4 separate regions of the Mus musculus genome follow, and regions 1, 2 and 3 are each linked to region 4. A link is a loop called in an ENCODE intact Hi-C map of the cell type or tissue named here. Cell type or tissue: left cerebral cortex. All regions are shown on one strand. Region 1 holds the start of Ptn (pleiotrophin). Region 2 has its middle 8.3 kb from the start of Ptn. Region 3 overlaps Dgki (diacylglycerol kinase, iota). Region 4 holds the start of Gm52857 (a long non-coding RNA gene).

Region 1 (5,000 bases), 94 kb before region 4:
TTCCCAAAGAAAGGCCAAGATCCAAATTCTCCTCAAGCCAATTGATGGATAGAAAAAGCAGGACCAGTTCCCAAAGAAGTCCATATCCACATGTTCCTTTCCCATCACTCCCAGGGAGAAGGTGTGGCTTGTACCACAGGACACTAAAGCACTTCCATTTGTTCATGAAACTGGCATCCAGAGGAGAAAACACTTCCCACCCAGCTCAGCTTTCCTTTCAAAGCATGGGTCAGCAACAGTATATGGCTCTGCCCTGTTGGACAATCCAGTATAAACTAGCCTTCTGAGTAAGTAAGGAGCACTCACTCAGTGTGGAGCTCCCTTGCTGTTCCACTGTCCCGAGTAGTCTCAGTTGGGCCTTATCATCAGTACAAGAGTCAAGGACGTTTGACTCGTCACCATGCTGGCATATTTAGAACACAAGTGTCTGGGGAACTGCCATTTGTAACCTTACTTCTGACTGTAGCCTGTTGCTAGCATCACAGCATTTCATATAGCTCAGGCAAGCTCAGAGTGTTCCAGGGAATCACACGGAGGAATGACAGCATGGACGCCACGTGGGGTTGCTACTGAAATGAGAAATCAGAAATATCTCTAGGAGAAAATAAAAACTTAAAACTTAAAATGTTTGATAAAAACAAACTATTTGGGGGCCTTGTATTATTTTCAGTGACCAGGTTTTTATGAAATTGCAAACCAGATCATTGAATTGCAAGAAAAAAAATTACCCAATTAAAAAAAAAAAAAAGTCCGATCTTGCTTCAGACTGCTGTTTGTAAAGACTAAATAAGAAACATGAAAACCAACTGGAGGTGGTGACACAGACCTTTATTCCTGGCACAGGAGACGCAGAGGCAGGCAGATCTCTGTGAGTTGGAGACCAGCCTGGTCTACATCGTGAGTTCCAGTACAGCCAAGACTACATAGAGAAACTCTGTCTTGAACAATAATAATAAAATAAAAAAAGAAAGAAAGAAAGAAAGAGAGAGAGAGAGAGAGAGAGAGAGAAAGGAAGGAAGGAAGGAAGGAAGGAAGGAAGGAAGGAAGGAAGGAAGGAAGGAAAAGGAAGGAAGGAAACAATGAAAGATACAAAGAAAGAAAAAAAACCATAAAACTTTCACTAAACAGGTAAGATCAGGTCCCCAGTGTCCTAGAAAGGGGTTCTGAAATACAGACAATTAAATATTATATAATACATATAATACAATATGCAGTCAAATATATTCTATTCTCATCCCCTATGGGATATAATTTAGGGATCAGATGACTAAAACATCATGTTAACAGTAGGTCTGTCTCGCCCACAGCTCTACCCCTGAGAATATAAGTGTTTGTGCCTCAGACAAACACTTGAATCCACACTCTAAAGGGGCTACAGTTTACACACAGCTGGTGTGGGGTGTGGGAAAAGCATTGCACATACAAGCAGTCCACTCAGTGAGGAAGACCTGGGTCTATGAGCAGCAGGAGAAAGATTACCTTCTTCAAAAGACTTTAATTCTGATGAGAGAATTTTTAAAAGTTCCTTACAGTTCAAAAGCATGGTATTGGGGTTTTAAAATAAAATGATTTCATTTTGATAAGAAACAACCACTATTGGTGGTCTGAAATTACACAGGGCCCAAAGAGGAGTGGGAGGGCACCTGAGTTTCCCTTGAATTTAACTGGACTATAAGTGTTTCTAATGACTTGGCCTTGAAGGCACATAATTTACTTTAAAAGGGACATAATGAGTCTGGCAAACACCAGCCTTCTGTGCTGTGTTGGCTGACTTCTCTTTTGTTTCGCTCTCATTACCTTTTAATATTCTCACAGAACAATTCATTCCCAGATGATCAAAGGGCCCAAATGGGCTGGACCGTTTCATCAGCTCCACGTTTGCCTGGGATCGTGAAATTGCTCCATTATGTTGTTAGTTCAAAAGCTTTTCTTTGGTAGTTCCTGAAGTGCCTCCCAGGCCCTTCCTTCCAACACACACACACCACACACACACACACACACACACACACACACACACACACACACACACACACTTTTTAAACTATGCCTGGTAGTTTCAAGAGGAAAGATGCTGACCCACTAGAACTCTGTTACTTTGTTCTCCCCTGAAGTGTGCATTCCTTCTGTGAGGCACCCACTCTACTTCTGAAGTCTCGCTCTGCTCCTACAGCTCCAAAGTCCTTATTACTAAGGAGACAAGAACTAGTTAGCAATCTGTATGTGAGTTACATGTGTGCTCTTGTATTTATATGCCACATCAGATCCCATAGAAGTGTGTGTGTGTGTGTGTGTGTGTGCGTGTGTGTGTGCATGTGTGTGTGCGCATGCACACACACATATTTTAGAAGAGAGGAAAGGTTATGTTTTATGCACAAAAGAAGTGACTTTTCTTCTCAAAATATATTATGGAAACAACTGGAATATCACCTCAGAAATTCCGGGTGTCTGCCAAACTCGTCTTTACCACAACCCTGGCTTATTTGGATACAACTGAAAACGTAAGTGCTTCTATGCCAGTTGGCATCCCAACCAAGCAAAGGTAGACTCCAAAGTGTGCCTTTGAAACTTTGGACTGAACTGTTTCTAGAAGCGTTTCTGGGCTCGTGGGCAGGCTAGGGAGTGCAGGCTGCTCTGGCGGAGATGTTTCTCCATCAGCAGACACAGGAGGGGCAGGCTGCCAGGCATGTACCACACCTAGAGCGGGCAGCAATTGGCAGTTGGCAAGCTCTAGGGCAACCTGAGAAGTGGAGGTAGGAAATGAGACCTGTCTACTGATACACCCTTTCTTCTCTCTCATGCCTACTGGGCCAGACACACCCACCAAAGCTCCAGGTTTTACAAAGAGCACAAATGTGCCCTCTCCCGCGCTTTGCATGCTCTGGCAGGTAGCAGGAATTCGGTCCCCATGCACTCTCCACAGCCCAAAAGCTGCTTTCCTTCTTCCCATCCAAGCACATGCTAGGTTACTTAGCTCATTCCCCCCAAAATTTCCTTTCGGCTGTTTTGCCTTCTGGAGCAAGTCCGTTTTTAAAAGCAGTCCTATTTAGCGGACTCCAGGCAGCCTCTCTCCTGCTCCAACCCCCTCCACGTACTGCAGGCTACCAGAAAAGTGGCTTTGGGGGGTAGGCACACTGCACCAGAGACCCTTTGGAGAAAACCACAGGGTATCTTGCACTTACTTTGGCTTGCAGAGGTCCTCGCTGACTAGCTGGCTGCCTTTGTTGCAAAGTGCGGGCGAGGTTTCTGCAGACTCCAGGTATCGCTGGCTGATGCTCCTGCCTGGGCGGCTGCGCTCTGCTCTCCCCCCTTCTGGATGGATGACTCAGTGCTTTCTTTCTTCCCCTCTCTCCACTTTGGGTTTTCTTGTGCTCTGGGGCTTCCTTGGCGGGATATTTGGACGGGTAGGCGGGGAACCTGATCCTGCCTTCACTCAACTACACCCTGCCGGGGAGGGAAATAGAGAATGGGAGGGACGAGAGAGGGCAGAGAGAAGAAGCAGGCTGTGCGAGGGAGGAGGGGAGTGCTTTGCCCCCGAAATCTGATTGGGAAGCTTATGAAAAGCAGGCTACTCTGGGGGCAGTCTTTCCCCAAACGGATCTGTGTAGAAAGACCATGGGTTATAAGACCGTTTGTTCTTAGCACCCACCCAGCACCATATTTTTTGTACAAACTCCCAAGAACCATGTTTTTCTCCCCCTCCCATGGGTCCATAGCTCGGCTTATCAAGCTGGATATCTTAATTGGAAAATTGACAGCATTTTAAACTACAGTTTTGGTACAGCTTTAAACACACACACACACACACACACACACACACACACACACACACACACACACACACACACGATATTCTATTCGAGATTGGGGGAGCCATGTGCAAAGGCAGCTGTCCCTTGCTCTCCGCCCCTAAAGGCCTCCCTGCAGGGAGTCCCTGCTAACTTCAGCTGACAGTTGCAGCTCACCTCCAGTCACAAAGCTGCAAAGCAGTTTTTTCTGGGTTGTCACTAGGAGTGACAGATCTCTGAAATTTCCCAATTAAATGTCACTTTCCTTTAGGGAATTTTTCCATTCTTGGCTTCTTCGATGCCTTCGGGTCACATATTTTGTGGCATGCTCTTGGCAAAGAACACAGGGGGGTAATCAGTGTGGCTCAAGCTCTGGGGTTTGTAAGAATTAGAGTGGGCTTCCTGGCTTCCTGAGACCTTCCTCTCCTTTAACCAAGGAGAGCAAAGTGACAGTTTTGAGTCACACATAGAAACTGACCAGAAAAGATGGAGTAAAACCCCAATTTGCCCAAACACGGTCAAATTATAAAACTGGCTCCAATTTCTCACCAAAGATACATCTCTTCAACTCAACTTACAGATCCTATGGATTCCGTAGGGTGTTTTAAGCCCTCACATCTTAAGACCACTCCTTTCCTAAAATTACAGCCATTGGTTATGGCAAGTGGTTTTAAGGACTAGGAGTCTTCTATTGGCTGTTACCTGTACCAATGTCCAAGAGTAATCGAGGGACAAAGGTGACCCTGCAGGAGTAGAGCTTTTAGTCCACTAATCTTCGTTTCTGCCCCTCCCCCCACCCCGCCCTCCAACGAAAAAATGGACAGAAATTCACATTTACACCTGATCTGTATTCTTTACAGTCTCTTCTGCTAAACCACCTTTCCACACACAAATTGCACATGCCTTCCTCAAGACCAACTCCCAGGCTATGCACATCCCTGTTTGAAAGTTCATCTTTGCCATGAAACAGTCCATGTGAGTGTTCATCTGGTGTCACCTGTGTACATCATGAACTACTCATAAGCTTTCTTTACTGTGAGAAAAGTTCACCATTTCCTACAGTTCCACAGTGAGCTAAGAAGATGACAGAAAGACTTTCCTTTTTGCCCCTTAATTTTATCTTCATCTTTAGCATATTCCTACTGTCAGTTCAGTAGACCATGCCAGATTAATTATGGTGCTTGTTTCTGGTGTTGGTAAAGCAAGCATGAGAGT
Region 2 (5,000 bases), 85 kb before region 4:
GTTGTGGGTTTGTTTGTTTGTTTGTTTTAATTATCACATTAAATTCTGGGCCAAACACTGCATTAAGTAGAGACTGTGTGTAAAGAAAAATATATATACATTATGAAGTAACATGTCCTTTAAGATTCAAATGAATCTATTTTAACTTCACAGCTTAATGACTTTTGAAAAATGTCCTATGCAGCCACCTCTTCAACGGACCAGTTGCTAATTCTGAATCATTTCTCAGTTCCAGCTGGCAGGCCTAAGCCAACACTCATGTCACATTGCATGTGCTAAGTGTTGGTGTTTTTTCATTCATTCTGTTTTTGAAGTTGATTCATTTTAAGGACATACATTCCCTTTCAACAACTGCAGCAACAAAACCGTGTTCTAGGATGTTGACAAGTAGCAGCTTCACTTGAACTATTCACTTTTATTTACTTATTTCAAAAACTAGATTTTAGTGTCTAACATTGAGAGCTAGTGAATTGACAGTCAACAAGGAAGAATGTAACTGTAGTTTAGTTCTCTGTTACTGTGATAAAATGATGACCAAAGCCAGCTTGGAAGAGGAAAGGATTTGTTTCAGTGAGTATATCATAGCTCTTCCCTTAGGAAAACCATACAGGAACTCAAGGCAGGAACCTGGAGGCAGGAACCGAAGCAGAGGAATGCTTGGCCATGGACCAGAGGCCATGGAGGAATGGTATCAAAGACTGTAGTGGGCTCAACCCTCCCTTATCAATTATTAATTGATAAAGTGCTCTACAGAATTGCCATTGGCCAGTCTGATGGGGGCAGTTTCTCAATTGAAATGTCCTCTTCCAAAATTATTCAGTCAAGCTGACAAATCAAAACAAAAACAAAACAAAAAGTCTCTAAGCAGCACAGTTATCAAGGGTGTCCGTTATGTCCCACGACTGACTCACCCAGAGTGACAGGCCCTGCCTGCCAAAAGATGACACATTACTAACACATGATTTTGACTTTAAATCAAAAGACTGCTCCATCAGTTAAAAGGAAAAGCCACCAAACCTTAGGATAAACATAAGGAGACAGGATAGCCTCAAGCAGAGGGGTTGGGAGTATCATGAAGTCTATTTTGCGGTGGGTATTGAAACTGCCTTTGCTATTGATAACACAAAGACATGGGAACACTCCAAGCTCCAGATTGACTTAATGCAAATCATATGTAGAGAGGCAAATTTGGCATATGTAGAAAACATGGAGACAGCAGCCTAAAAGGATAAAAATGCAAAAAGTGGTTGGTATATCGTCAGGCTTCCATTTGTGAATCTGAACTTCCATAGCATCAGGATATAATGTACTTGGAAAACAGCATCTAAAATCTGGTCCTTCCTAATACACATATGTCTTTATAGAGCCTAGTGTGCTGTTTCTATCAAAGCCAGTGACACTTCTCTGTGGCCTCTGAACACTGCCTCCTGCCCGATTCCTCCTTCACCACGGCATGCTTCTACCATGACCCCGCCCATAGAGCAGCCTGAGCATCAATATCACTTCTCAAGATCACTACTTACTGAGTCAAACAAATGGTTGTCAGTTGGAAGGAATGCAGACACAGGAAGAGGGTCAAAAATGAGCAGCCAAGTCTCCTTGCTCTGCTGTGGAACATGTTCTGACTTTAGGTAAAAGAGCAATGGCTCTGGACCTTCATTTTTTTCTCTGACAGGTGAGACTAGCAGCTTTTAACTTTCCATTAAGTGTTGGGATTTGATATTTCATAACTGTGGGGAATTAGACATCCCTAAAGAAGATGTGTCCACAAAAGTACCTCTTACTTTGACTTCCAATCCTTACAGTCTTCTCCTATCAGTGTTTCTCAACTGGTGGGTTATGACCCCTTTGGGGGATTCAAACAACTCTTTCACATGGCTCGCCTAAGAACATCAGAAGTGTCAGATGTTTACATTATGATTCATAACTGGCAGATTGAAGTAACAAGGAAAATAATTGTTATGATTGGGGGTCCCCACAACATAAGGAGCTGTATTTAAGGGATTTAGCATTAGGAAGGTGGGGACTAACTGCTGTGTTAGATGATCAAGCGTGGCAACGATGCTGTTCCTCGGAATCCTGTAAGTTTGCAGAATTTTCCCATGTATTCATCATTTAGCACACACCATGACCTGTATGAAGATGACCGTCATTGTTCCCATTTCACAGGAATCTTAGGTGAAATCTCCTAATGGGGACAGTGGTAACTTATCATGGAGGTAATTGGGGTTTTTGGTTGGTTGTTTCTTTTAATTTGGGAGTTTTTACACAATTTCCTCTGCCTCTCCATGGATGGCAGAAAATGTCATGCCCAAGTAAACTGGATTTTACATACTAATGGCAGTTTTGCAAGGTAATGAAAACAGGCAAGGTTATAATGTATACTGAATTTTGATGTTCTTTAAGTCATTAATCTTTATCCATGTACCCAAACATGTTTAGGGGAATCAGGCAAAGAAATACAAACTGGAGACATTTGGTTATGGCTGCTGGGGCTCTCTGGTTTACTGCCAAATCAGTTGCTTGTGGGTGATTCATCATCCCAGTTTGATTTTGGAAACAATTTTCAGTTTCCACTAGTCATGAATATTTAAGACCCTATTATTATTTGAAACCAACTTTACCCTATGATATTCAGCACAGCATTTTCCAGGATTCAAACAGAACGTGGCTCCAAGATGTCATTACATGGATGGAGTCTGCAATGCAAGGAATCGAGAAAACTCTCAACAAATGCATTACATGTGGCTGCAAACACACAGGGAAAGACAAAGGGGGCGATGAAGGAAATGTCCCCATAAATTATGCTCACCAAATTATTCTTCGAGATAAAATATCAGGATAGTCATTAATTCCTTAAAGTGGGAGAATGTGATAGAGAGAAATTTAGAAAGCAGAGTCAGAAGGGAGGGGATAAAGCCAAACATACTGACTTCTTTGTTTATTCAAGATTGATTTATAGCTTCTTATATCTCTAAAGCAGTTTTTCTTTCAAGAACCATCTTATCCATTTCCTGGTAAATGTGCATAACAAAATAGATACAGATGTTGGATAAGCAAGTTAGAAATGGACACTTTCCTTAGTCCTAGCTCAGTTTGCAGCAATTTCTGCTTCTACCCACCCCACCCCCCTGCCCTGCACCGCCCCACATGGGTCTGGGTTGTGCATGAAAAGAGAGATTCTGTGACTAATATCAATGAGACAAAGAAATGAAAGTTCTCTAATCCCTGGGCCAGGCGCCAGCCTTTCCACTGTACGGGGCCATTGGCCAGAAATCCCACTGTATGCTGGGCCCAAAGCCAACCAGGACTGGATACAATGAGTTTCACAGCCACCTTTTCAGAGCTGACAGCAAATGTTGGGGCACCAACAGCCTTTGATAAGAGCTCCAACTTTCTCTCTAACATTTCTACCCCATAATAATACAGCTTTTCTCTCTCTCTTTTTTCCCCCTCAATTTATAAAGCAGTACTCTCTTGAAGATTGCTTAGTGCTTTGAGAGACTCGATCTCATTCATCTCAGTACTTATGGGCAGAGGAGCTGGGGCTGGTAGCCAAGACTAGGAAATCAATATTCTCTTCCTGTTTTGAATGAAGAAGAGAGAGGGAGAACGGCACACCACTTTATGCAACAGTTCATTCTGTTGCCTACTTCTCCCGGCAAAGTCTCACATGAACTTTCTTCCTCAGATCGAGTGAGCTGATTCTGAGCTCTGCAAACCTGGCTGTTTGATTCCTAATGAGTTGTTTACTTAGGGCATCTTCTGTCCTCTTAAGACCAGGGACTTTTGAAAGGCTAAATACATACACAAACGTGTTAGTACTGGCCTCCCTTGTTGACCTTTCTGGCTGTTTCACATTTAAATATTGATTTTCATTCCTTCTTTCACTCTCCCTGTCTCCTCACAATGGCAGCAGCTGCCAGGAAGCTAGAAACTTCATGCCAAGAAAGCACCCAGGAGAGTATGACACCATTAAAATATTTTCTTACCTAATACTTTGCTGTTGTTCTCTACAAGTCTTGAGCAGTTAGCTGAATATTAGGTACTACTCATCCATTGGGAGATGTTGGCTCTGACTTCCATTAGAGACATTGAATTATTTAGTGGGAACAAGAGCCCCAATCAGCTGTCTGCTTAATGGTTGCCTCTTGTGTCCATTCATATTCTTCCCTTAAAAACAGAGCACACATAATTTACAACTTGTTAAGTTTAGTTGTGAGTAGTTTGGAGGGAGGGGCTTACTTTCCAGGAATTAGGTTGGATAAAGCACACATAGAGTACTTTAAAAATCCAGAAATGATGAAGACCTCATCTAATCACAACCTTCTTTGATTTCAGATCTTGTCATAAATTATTCTGGAAAAGAATTTTCTGATTTTGCATCACTCAGAGTGTAAATGAATAGTAACTGCTCTCAGAACTCAGATTTCTAACACTCATGCCAGTTTGTTAATGAACTGGGTGTACATGACATCTTTGACTAATGCTTATGGTAACTCGGGTGGAATATAATAATGAATGAAGCAGCCCTGACCTAGAAAGACCTAGGCCACGTGTCCTCCTGTATCTGTGGCACTTATTTCACACCTTCTGTCAAATTGACAAAATATTAACCAGCATGCCAATGTGGGGAAGTAACCATCTACTGGGAATCCCTCATGTAAAACTGAGAAAGGCTGTGCTCTACATAAAACAAAAGAAGTAGTATGTACTGGTTGAGGTGATTCCTGTGGGAAGTAATAGCAGTCTACATGAGTAAGCTAACCCTGAGGGACAATAGGCTAGAGAGCATAGAACTGATTAGAGGCATGGTCCGTATGCTGAGCGAGAAAACACAAAATGATAAAAAAAAAAAAAAAAACAACTTCTAACTCTCCAACTTCACAGAGAATAACACTGGTTTTTGAACTAAGGACTTAGAAACAGTTCCACCCTAGGAATCTTGACTTTGGAGCTTTGTGAAACATGCCAGAGGTGGAGAATGTATTGTTCAGCAA
Region 3 (5,000 bases), 130 kb after region 4:
CAGAACTGCTTCTCATGACCACTTGAGACTGACCCATTGGCCATGCCCTGGTAGATACTTCAACACTCAACCTATCTGTGCACTAACCATGTGTTTTCTTCACACTCAACCCCTCCTCCCTGGATGATTCTAAGTCTAAAGTGAAGAAATGACAAAGAAACAGGCCATTTGAGTCCCACTTCTAACTTGTCCCTCTGACAGCAGTAGCTTACTGCTTCTAGGGGCGAGCACAGAGTGATCTGCAGGTCTGGCTTGCTCCTCTATGCTAAGGGCAGCCGCCTCCAGTTCTTACCCCTCCCCAGTTGAGCGTCCGAGCCAGGTCATTCCCAGTCCCCAGTGGAAGCACCCCCACAGGAGGCTGTGGGCTCAGCTGCAGCTCGTCCAGGATGGAGAGGATCCAGCCCACCTACAGACACATTGGGGGCCAGAAGGGAGAAGAGAAAGACAATAAGTCACCAGGAAGGAAATTGAGGAGGCTTGGAAAGGTCAGAATGCTTAAAACACATGTTTAATACAGTGGTCAGACAACAGAAAGCCTGCTTACTTCAAGTGCTTTCAAAATGGTCAAACCTTAAATAGGAAAAAAGACCACTTTATGCATGCTTTATTATATAATCAAATGGGGACTCATAAATCTGCATGTTTATCTAGAATGATACTTTAAAATTTAGGGGAATTTAAGGTCATTTAGATGGGGTAATAGAACAGAGTACCAGAGAGAATATAAAACTCAGAATCAGACTAAATTCCAATGCAGCTCATACAGGCTACAGAACCTTGATTAAGCTGCATAACTTTACAGAGACTAATTTATTTGATTTTCAAAATGAGATAATGAGACCTACTTCACAGGGCCGTGTACAGCTTAAACCACAACGCATCTAAAGACTGAACACTGGTCTATGGCCGATACAGGCCCTCGTTGCATGACCACCCTCCACAGCATCATTTTGGAAACTCGTAGTTTTCCTAATTGTCCCTAAAAATCTCTTTTATGATTCACTATGGAGACAAGACTGTGCATGGACTTAATGTCTCAGATAAATCTAAACAGAAAGTACATACTAGGATCACAAGCCCCGCTTAATCTGTGTTCTAGAAGAAAAAAATCCTTTGAATTTAGCCATATTACAATACAAACAAACAGCTCCTAACCTCAGCATAGCAAAAAAGAAACCTACATGTCTTTAGGATGTCACACAGACCCACGTTCCATACATAGGTCTCCCTAATAATTTTCAACTATGGCTTACATGGTGGAAGTACAGATGACACATGTCAAGAAGAGATTATGTTAAAGGTTATGACTTCAGTTCCGGTTGCATATTAACCCATTCTACCCCAAATTTGGGGCGGAGGGGGGGGGAAATCCTACTATAAGCCACTTAAAATTCTTCTCCTATTCTCTGACAGATGAGCCTTATCCTTTAAGTGTTCCATTCCAGAGCTCAGCAAAACAGTGACATGTTTTAGTCTATACTTGTATGAGTGTCATGGGGTTTTCTTTTAACAACATGCTAGCACTGCATTTAATGAGCACCACCAACTACATGCACAACAGAGCAGAACGGCTGAAATAACGAGATTAATGAGCTGGGCTATGCTGGATAAGACAAAATGGCTGCCCTCAGAGTTCACGCTGGCAGAGGATGGTACACTGATTACAATCTCTATGCTATCCCCGAGCAACATCACATTATTGAACTTCAAAAATGTCAAGACGAAGCCATTACTATATGCCAACATAAAAAGACTCCGTAAGATAGTTTAATTTTAGTTTCCACTTTGTAAGGGAGTTGAATGATAGAGCGGCATTAGCATCGCATCATTTATACATGAGAACTGCCGTTCATAACGAGGTAAGACTAACACCAGTTAGTGAGGCCAGCATTTTTAGTGCCGCAGAGGAATAAGTTTTCATAAGGAGGTGAGGATCGCAAGGCCTACCAGCACAAGCTCACAGTTCCAAACTTCTCAGGAGGCTGAGGGAGGAGGATGGTGAGTGAGGCCAACCTAGGCAATTTGTGAAGCCCTATCTCAGGACAAAACAAAATAAAGAGGTGAGTGGGGTGTAGCTCAATGGGAAATCTCCTGCTGGCATGCCCCAAGACCTCCCTAAGTTCCGTTTCTAAAACCGAAAAACTACTAACTCAATAATACCAAACCTGGTACTGGGAATGGCCTGACTATCTTAGAGGCAGCAATATGTGATTTTTGACATCTCTGGATGTAGAGAAAGCTCCAAAATTCACTACATGTGACACACTACAAACACAGATCTTCCTAAGTGTTAAGAAGCCATTCCTGGACCATCCTTAGATTGTGACCTGGATTTCTTTAGCTCTTTTTGCTCACACCGTGCCAGTCAAGTGGTCCAGGTGATAAGTCGGCTCTCGTGGCTGTGCCAAACACTGTTTCCTTGCTACTAAAAGCACAGCTAAGCACAATGAAAGCTGAAAGAACTGGGAAACTGTAGGAAGCTTGTGGAGGGTCATAGAAAGGTCACAAGCATCCAGAATGATAAACACAGATGCAGACAGCACTAAGAGAAACCAGAGCTGCAGACATGCAATAGAACTCAGAATCTAATTCAACAATGCATCCAGAGAAGAATATTGGATGCTTCCCCCCCCAAACTTCTCTGAGTCGCCCGTCCTCACTCTTTTTATTTTTCTAGATTTAAATGAGAGATTGTTCTTATTTTAATTTGCCTATATCTCTCTTTCCTTGGGAAGATATTTATATTAGTTCACCCTTACAACATCTGATCTTACTGTAAACACAGCAGTAATAGAAGAGAGAGCTGAGAAAGACATCTTCTTGTCCATCAACAAAACACAGGGCATTAAAGGTGAGGTAAAGAAAACCTTGGGGCAGTGGAGGAATCCAGTCTGCTGTCTGTCTAGTAATGAGGGATGAAAGCAGCCCCCTGCTGGCTAGAGGCTGTACTGGTACCAGTGTTCTCTAGGCAGGGGGAAAGAAGGTTGGAACAGAGTACAGATGCCCACTGCCTGAGGCCCGGCCCCGGGACTGTAACTTGGTATGTCTGGAAGAAACTGAGAGAGCCTCTGTCTGGTAAACAGTTAGGCCAATCTCCCACAAACCCAGGGATGTGTTTCTAGCATGGAAGCTTTCACCACCCACAGCAGACACAATTCTAGTCTGATAAGTCTTAAAATACTCTGTGAGGAAACGAAACAGAGATCGAAAGCGAACATCAAACAACCGCCTCTGAACATGAGCCTACAAAGAAAAACTCTAAGTCACTTGAAAGCTCACACTGAAAGAGATGGAAAAGCAAGAGGATTAGCCACCAAGAAAGGAGTCCTGCGACTGCCTGTGATGGGTTTGGCAGCTGCCAATCAAATCTTCTCAGGCTTAGCTGCTGTCTTGCTTTCTAAAAGAGTGGTTCCCAAGGGATGGGCTTCATCTGCACTCAGCTCTACACAGAGCCTTGGGGACTTTGAGGATCTTGTACCCTCATCTTCAAGGACAAAGTACACTTCTTCAGACTTTCACACGAAGATGTCTTTACACACAAACTGGATGCGCATTTGTGTACTATGTACGTGGACGTATCTGCTTGTGCCTGTGCATGCATATGACAGCATAAGGCAGCACCGTAGCGGGGCAGAGAGCACAGGATCCAGAAGGAGACGCTGGCATTGGAACCAAGCTCCCATGGGTACTGGAGTGAGTGGACCAGTCACTAAGCACACCCCTTCCTCTTCTGTAAAGTGGAGAGTAACGGTGACTGCATGCCAGTGTCATTTTCTCTACTGGACGTGCAGACCTTGCTTTGCACATGCCTGACAACTAAGAAATGCAAACTACCATACCCTTGCCTGTCTTCACACCGGGAAGTCTGTCTTTTGTAAACCATAGATAAAACCAGGAGTCAACTTTCCTGCAACTGAAACAGGCCATCCAAAAGAGATGGGCACAAATGTGCTGCCATAGCAGGAAAATTGGGGGATCACGGGTAACGTCCTACGTGCTTGTCCTTATAAAAGCAAAACAAAAGTATGCAAAGGATCTTCAGGCCTCAAAGCTGGGGGAGTGGGGAGGGCTCGACCTCCCAGGTTGTTATCAGAAGCCTGCTCTTTTCACGATCCCAGATTTCAGATTACAGGCTCTCAAATAGGTTCTCTGTTTTATCCGGCTTTAATGTTCCCCCAAATTATCTGTGCCAGCCCACTAGTCCCATTCCAATTATTTCCTCCCACTGGTGAAGAACATTATCCAGACTGAACCAACACATTCCCAGCTTCCCCGCTCTGCCCTTCAGGACCATCAGGACTGGCAGCTTGAGAACTGAGTCCTCCTGCGTTGCCTCTTGCCTGAGCAGGCACGATGCAGCAGCAGCAGCTGGCCAATGCTGCCACCACCTGCCTGCTCTCAGCTCGAGCTGTCACAGAAGGACACCGAGTGATATTTGCCTTCCACGGTGCACTGACAATGGACAGGGCTGAGGAGTGTGGATGACAGTGAACTGACATTTTCCTCTGACAGAACAGGCAGAAAAGAACGAAGCCCACCTTGGTGGAGAATGGTACGTACATCCCTCCACTCTCACAGAAAAGCAAGGCACAACAGTGGACAGGTACAGCCATCCCTAGCCCTCTGTGTCTAGAGGTTCCTTATCAATGACTTAAGTCATTGCTTGGACTGAAGTTTCCAAGCAAACATTCATGTCTACACTGCAGGTGCACGTTTCCTTCTGGTCACGTTTCCCTAAAAACGAAGCTATTTCCATAGCATAAGGGGGCCAAGTCTAAAGATGGTGTGTGGTATATACAAGAATGCATGTAGGTCCCCACAGAAATGTTACATCATTTTATATCAAGGACTGTGCATCAGACAAGTTGGTATCTATAAGGACTCTTGAAACAAGTCACGCACAGATGCCAAGGAAGAAGTAAACTACCATTTCCTTTTAGTGCTTTATATCCTTAACTTTTAACCTATGATTTAATTTTAATTGTATAACTTACCACACT
Region 4 (5,000 bases):
CAACTGAAGGCTCAGGGACACTGCAGAAGAGGACCTAGAAAGGCTGCAAGGACCATAGGACTAGAACAATTTCTTCTGGATAGAGATTTCTAGACATGTTGGAAAAGCTCCAGAGAAACATCCACTGTTTTAGGTAGAAGATCATGCCATTAACTAGCACGTTTTTTTGAAAGTTTACCTTATATATCAACTAATACAGACACAAAGATTTCAAAACAAAAGATGTTTGAATTCTTAAATCAAAATTTCAAAATGAGCAAATCTGTGTTGAAGGTTGTAGGTAATATCTCTAGACTTCTGATGGACTACGTTCATTCTCTGAAATAGAGGTTTTCCACAGAACCATGTGAATATACAAAACTGTCTAACTACAGGTTTTTGTAATGTATCGCTGTACTAGATCATTCTATATGAATAGGATTGTGAGGGAATAAGACCTAAGACATCCACTGACCATTGGATACTTTATAGGACAGAACTGTATCTAGATTCTTCACTCCTAAAGCACAAGATCAAAGACCATTCTTAAACTGCCACCCATACACAAATTTCCATTCAAAACCTCCTATCTTTCATGTAGGTCAAGTCACAAGGCCTAAGAACACTGAAAACTACATGCCTAATTTCCTATGAGCAAAGTGACAAGATATGATAGCAAAATGGGTTAGTCAAGGCTTATGCCTTAGAGTGTTAATTCTTATCCCACTTCACTGCTTTACCTCGGTGACCTTGGAGCTAAAGTAATAGATGCCATGACTATTCTAGTCTTTATAACCTCGTATGATGCTTTGCAACAGGTCTTGGAGATATGTATTTGTGGTAGTTCTCATTCGTTGCTCTAAACTTTTAAGGTTTATAGATTTATATATTTTGAATGTTAGTCTCTTTGATATGTTTTTGAAGCCTCAAAACAATGTTTTATTGTTTTATAGTGAATGCAGTTCATAGCATTCACTTAAAAGCACCTATAATTTCTCTTCTTTGTCCTTCCTCGGGCTATATGCATCATTTCCTCCCTGAGAAACTGGTTGTCAACACAAGATAGAGTGGATGAATACTAGGAGCCTACCCCACACTTAAAAAAAAAGAACTATCTACAAAATGATGCTTGTCCCCCTTCTCAGCATCACCATCATATGTACTTAATATTTATAAATGACCACGTGGTGGGAGACCATCAGAAGGATGGGGTTACCACATTGAGATGAGCTTAAAATGAACATTCAAGATGGGTATGAAAGCCAAGTCTGAGATGCAGAGTAGAAATTATCTTCTGAAAATACTCAGAAGGGAGGTATTTTTCTAAGAGGGACTGTAGATGGGGTAGGAGAACTCTTAGATAGTTACATCAGACACACAGGCTTGCCCAGTACGACAAAATCATAACAGGAAACAAAGCAGCGTCTCTTGATGCGCTGGATCCTGTTTTGCCTCTGCACACTGCTCAGCACACTATGAATAGTCTTAGCAGTAAGCTACATGAGAGGGACTAAGCAGTGTGTACAGCACACATGCCCGAGCACCAAAGGCAACTGCATGCATGCTGTACACTCTGCTTAGTTCCAGTAGCTAACATAGCACTTTCCATAAGACTAAGGGATTACACACCCTACTCAGCACACGCCCTTAATCCCAGCACTCGGGAGGCAGAGTGGAGGGCAGCCTGGTCTATGAGTTTCAGGATAGCCTATCTATTAGAAGCTTCTTACCAACTCTCCATGTTCTTGCCCAATCCACCTTTCCCTCTCTTTCTCCCTCCTCCCCTCCCCTCGTTCCTTTCTTTCTTTTCCTGGTCACAGTCCTGAGATCTTCCTAGGCTCCCCTCATCTTTACCTCTCACTCTTTGGTAAAACACAATCTTTTTGCAATGAAGCACACCACATAGGTACACTCTGTTGCTATGGTGAATTTTTGGAAATATCTGGGCCTGGAGTATTCTGCTTGGCTATGAGACACCTAAGGGGTCTCAAATGGAAAACAATTTCTCATGGGACACTCCTTCCAGGCACATTTTCAGGGTCCTGTTTACTACTAAAGAAATGCCATCTTTGGGTTCCCACTGTTCCACTGTTAAAGGCTGCTGCTGCAGACTTAGCAGCTCCCAGTGCCTGCTGATGGGCACAGATTTCCACTTACATCAAGGAAACCCAGGTGTGCCTTAATGCACTTTGAAAGTGAACTGTAGATTCTTATTTCTAGGCAAGGGCTTTTCTCACTTAAACTTCCACCAAAGGTCTGTGTGTCTATCCCTAGAGGACTCCATTCCATGAAGTCTCATGGAGGACTTGTTGAGAAACACTGAGCCAGCCAATAGGTCCAAGGTACAACTTTGTTACCGTTACTGGGGCCCCAGAGCATCTATAATTAAGGACAAGAGGACCAAAAGTCCTTTGCTTGAGACTCTCCATCAGCTACACAAACCCGCCTTTGTTTGCTTTTGTTCCTTCTCGTTATGCTCATTTCTCTAAGACAATGAACAAAGCACAGATGTCAAAGAGCTCAGGCGAGAAAGAGACAGAGAGAGAGAGAGCAAGGATGAAAGCTACAGCAGCCACACAAAGTAGCATTGAGAGGAGAGAGACAAACACACTCTATTCATGTCCCCTTCAGGGACAGCCAGAGGGCCTCAAAGGTAACATTCACTCCCAACACAGGGAAAGGGCAGAGAGTGGGGGAGGAGCGCAGAGATGGGCATCGTCGATGAGGTGACAGTCCCAAAATGCACATCACAAACACGGGTGAGCTCTTCATTTGAGGTGAGTATCTATCCACTCAATTACCACTCCATCTTCAAAATTCTCCACGCAAGTACAGCCACGGATGACCCGTGTGAAAGCTGTGTTCGAAATATACTGTCATTTTTAAAAAATAGATTCTTGCATTTACATCTATTAATCCTTTTTAAAAGCAATTTCATCATTAGCTTGTACAATTTGCTTTTCCAGCCTGAAAACTCTTCCTAGTCAGTTTCTGGAGGCCCCTAAACACCCTTTGAATTGAAATGTTACTGCCACCTACCGTTCCTTTCCAGGAATGTAACCAAAATGAGAAAGGAGTTTCTTCCAAGCGAAAAGGGCCAGGGGGCCTTGACACAGGAGAGTAATAGATAAAGGAGGTAGAGTCAGGTTTACCTATTTATTCAGCATGGAGATCTGACTGTCACACTGCGTGTAAGCATTTGAAATCTGTGAGCAATCAGCCTTTGCAAAAGCATTTGTCAGCATGCGTCTGAAAAAGGAAACATGGAACAGGAAAGATACAACCAAAGGAGACACACACAGAGGGAGTCAGGGGTATAGCCTTTAGAAACCAGACTCATGCTTTAGCAGCACTTGGGAAGCCCTGACTCACAGCTCAGTCTGGGACACAAATCTGTTTGCATTTTGGGAATATGTGGTTTATTTTAATTTAACATGCTATTACATTTATTTGTGTTGATGAGGGATACTAAAGGCAAGCAGAGGAACCACAATAATGACAACGGGCCAGAAAAGTGCCCGCGGCTCTCTCTGAGAACAACGGAGAGTTTGCATAGCGCTGGTAAGGACTCAGACTGGTGCATCGATGAGAGATGCTTAGAACACTTCCAGACATTTACTAGGAACTTGATGTGGGACTGAGGCTAACCATCCGCGGAGAGCAAGGAAGGAAGGCCAGGCTGGGGCCCACATTCCCTTCTGCTTCCTGAATATCAGTTGCCACGTCCAGTAATGTGGTAGGAATCCTGTGGAACGGGCTCCCCAGGATTCAGCTCTGAGAAGAATAAACTGGCTCCTTCAGTGCTGGGTTCTGCTCCTATTCAGAAAGGGAGAAATGATGTTTTGGGCCCCAGTGAAAGTGTGCCCACTCTTCTGATAGCTCCAGAATGTTCTAAAGGGCTATTAATAATCATGACTAAAGAACTTGCCCCTTTAGCAGAGAGGCGGTATCAGTTGGTGGAACTAGTATCCCTTGTATGGATGGTCACTTGTTTTAGCTTTGGACACCATCCTCCCTACCCTGGATCTCTACTGCACTTATAAAACTGATGAGAGCCAAAGCCATCCTGTAACTGGATTAAAGAGGGCTGACTGTACAAAATCCCACGGCACAGAACACCTGGTACTGGCACAGGGATGTTCCCAGGGGAGACAAGACGGGCTGTGCACAGAGCCTCCCTGTTCTTGGGAACACTTTTGTTTGAATTGGCCCAACAGCACTCCAGCTTCTGCATACAGGAAGAGATGGAGATACAGCTATGTAGTTTTAAATGATACCGAAGCAGCTCCATCGCAAAAAAAATCTCTAACATTTTGCCAGCTTCTCACAATGCCTGGAGGCAAACTGTTGTGGAAGGCAAAGCTATCCTCTTGGCTCTGGTTTTATTATTTTTTTTTAAATTTATTTGAGATTTCTATTTTTATGTTCATGAGTGTTTGCCTGCAGGCATATTTGTGCATCACATACATGCAGTGCCCACTGAGGCCAGAAGACTTTGGGTTCCCTGGGACAAGACTTACAGAAGGCTGTGAGCCACCATGTGGGTGATGGGAGTGGAAACCAGGCCTCAAGAAAGGCAGCTTGTGGTCATAAACACAGAGCCACCATTCCTCTGGGTTTTATTTTTTGTTGTTGTTTGTTTGTTTGTTTGTTTGTGGGGGGTTGAGACAGGGTTTCTCTGTATAGCCCTGGCTGTCCTGGAACTCACTTTGTAGACCAGGCTGGCCTTGAACCCAGAAATCCGCCTGCCTCTGCCTCCCAATTGCTGGGATTAAAGGCATGCACCACCACTGCCCAGCTCTGTGGTTTTGGTTTTTTTTTTTTTTTTTTTTTTTTTAAATAACATTCATACGAGTCCCTTGCAGTCCCTGTCCACTGTTTCCAGCCTACTTGGCAAGCCAAGAAGCAGCAAGTTTTCTGCACATAAGGATTCCACACTTAGATCCACTTATGAATGTCTAGAGTCTGTATATGCAGGCTCTAGATATTAGGATTCCTGTGTGTCCAGTCATCTCCTTCTC

What was found. Hi-C counts contacts between places; a loop is a spot of excess contacts. Peaks named below come from ENCODE experiments on the same cell type or tissue, not always from the same donor. Only the 100,000 strongest peaks of a DNase experiment are listed, where the experiment ranks them.
Region 1: it touches region 4 in a loop (4-fold over the local background); 8 of 42 quality-filtered maps call a loop at or near these places.
Region 2: it touches region 4 in a loop (8-fold over the local background); 8 of 42 quality-filtered maps call a loop at or near these places.
Region 3: it touches region 4 in a loop (2.9-fold over the local background); 8 of 42 quality-filtered maps call a loop at or near these places.

The regions. Positions count from the first base shown.
Region 1 is chr6:36,806,715-36,811,714 of GRCm38, forward strand. It overlaps Ptn (pleiotrophin), which reads right to left and starts at 3,465. Exons shown (of 5, transcript NM_008973.3): 1 at 3,180-3,465. In left cerebral cortex, CTCF peaks have their summits at 2,621 and 3,365; DNase peaks (open chromatin) are centred at 1,366, 1,863, 2,126, 2,766 and 2 more places; H3K4me3 peaks cover 2,596 bases; H3K27ac peaks cover 3,753 bases.
Region 2 is chr6:36,815,946-36,820,945 of GRCm38, forward strand. No RefSeq gene overlaps it. Among named protein-coding and RNA genes, the nearest start is that of Ptn, 8.3 kb to the left of the region's middle. In left cerebral cortex, no CTCF peak of the experiment used is centred here; DNase peaks (open chromatin) are centred at 248, 2,589, 3,260 and 3,549; H3K27ac peaks cover 2,051 bases.
Region 3 is chr6:37,034,292-37,039,291 of GRCm38, forward strand. Dgki (diacylglycerol kinase, iota) reads right to left here. Exons shown (of 34, transcript NM_001081206.2): 13 at 293-406. Among named protein-coding and RNA genes, the nearest start is that of Gm52857, 130 kb to the left of the region's middle. In left cerebral cortex, CTCF peaks have their summits at 2,936 (motif pointing left) and 4,398; DNase peaks (open chromatin) are centred at 3,099 and 4,384; H3K27ac peaks cover 369 bases.
Region 4 is chr6:36,901,000-36,905,999 of GRCm38, forward strand. All of the region lies in intron 28 of Dgki (diacylglycerol kinase, iota), which reads right to left. It overlaps Gm52857 (a long non-coding RNA gene), which reads left to right and starts at 2,534. Exons shown (of 3, transcript XR_003956276.1): 1 at 2,534-2,756. In left cerebral cortex, a CTCF peak has its summit at 3,015 (motif pointing left); DNase peaks (open chromatin) are centred at 1,439, 2,522, 3,030 and 3,595; H3K27ac peaks cover 3,147 bases.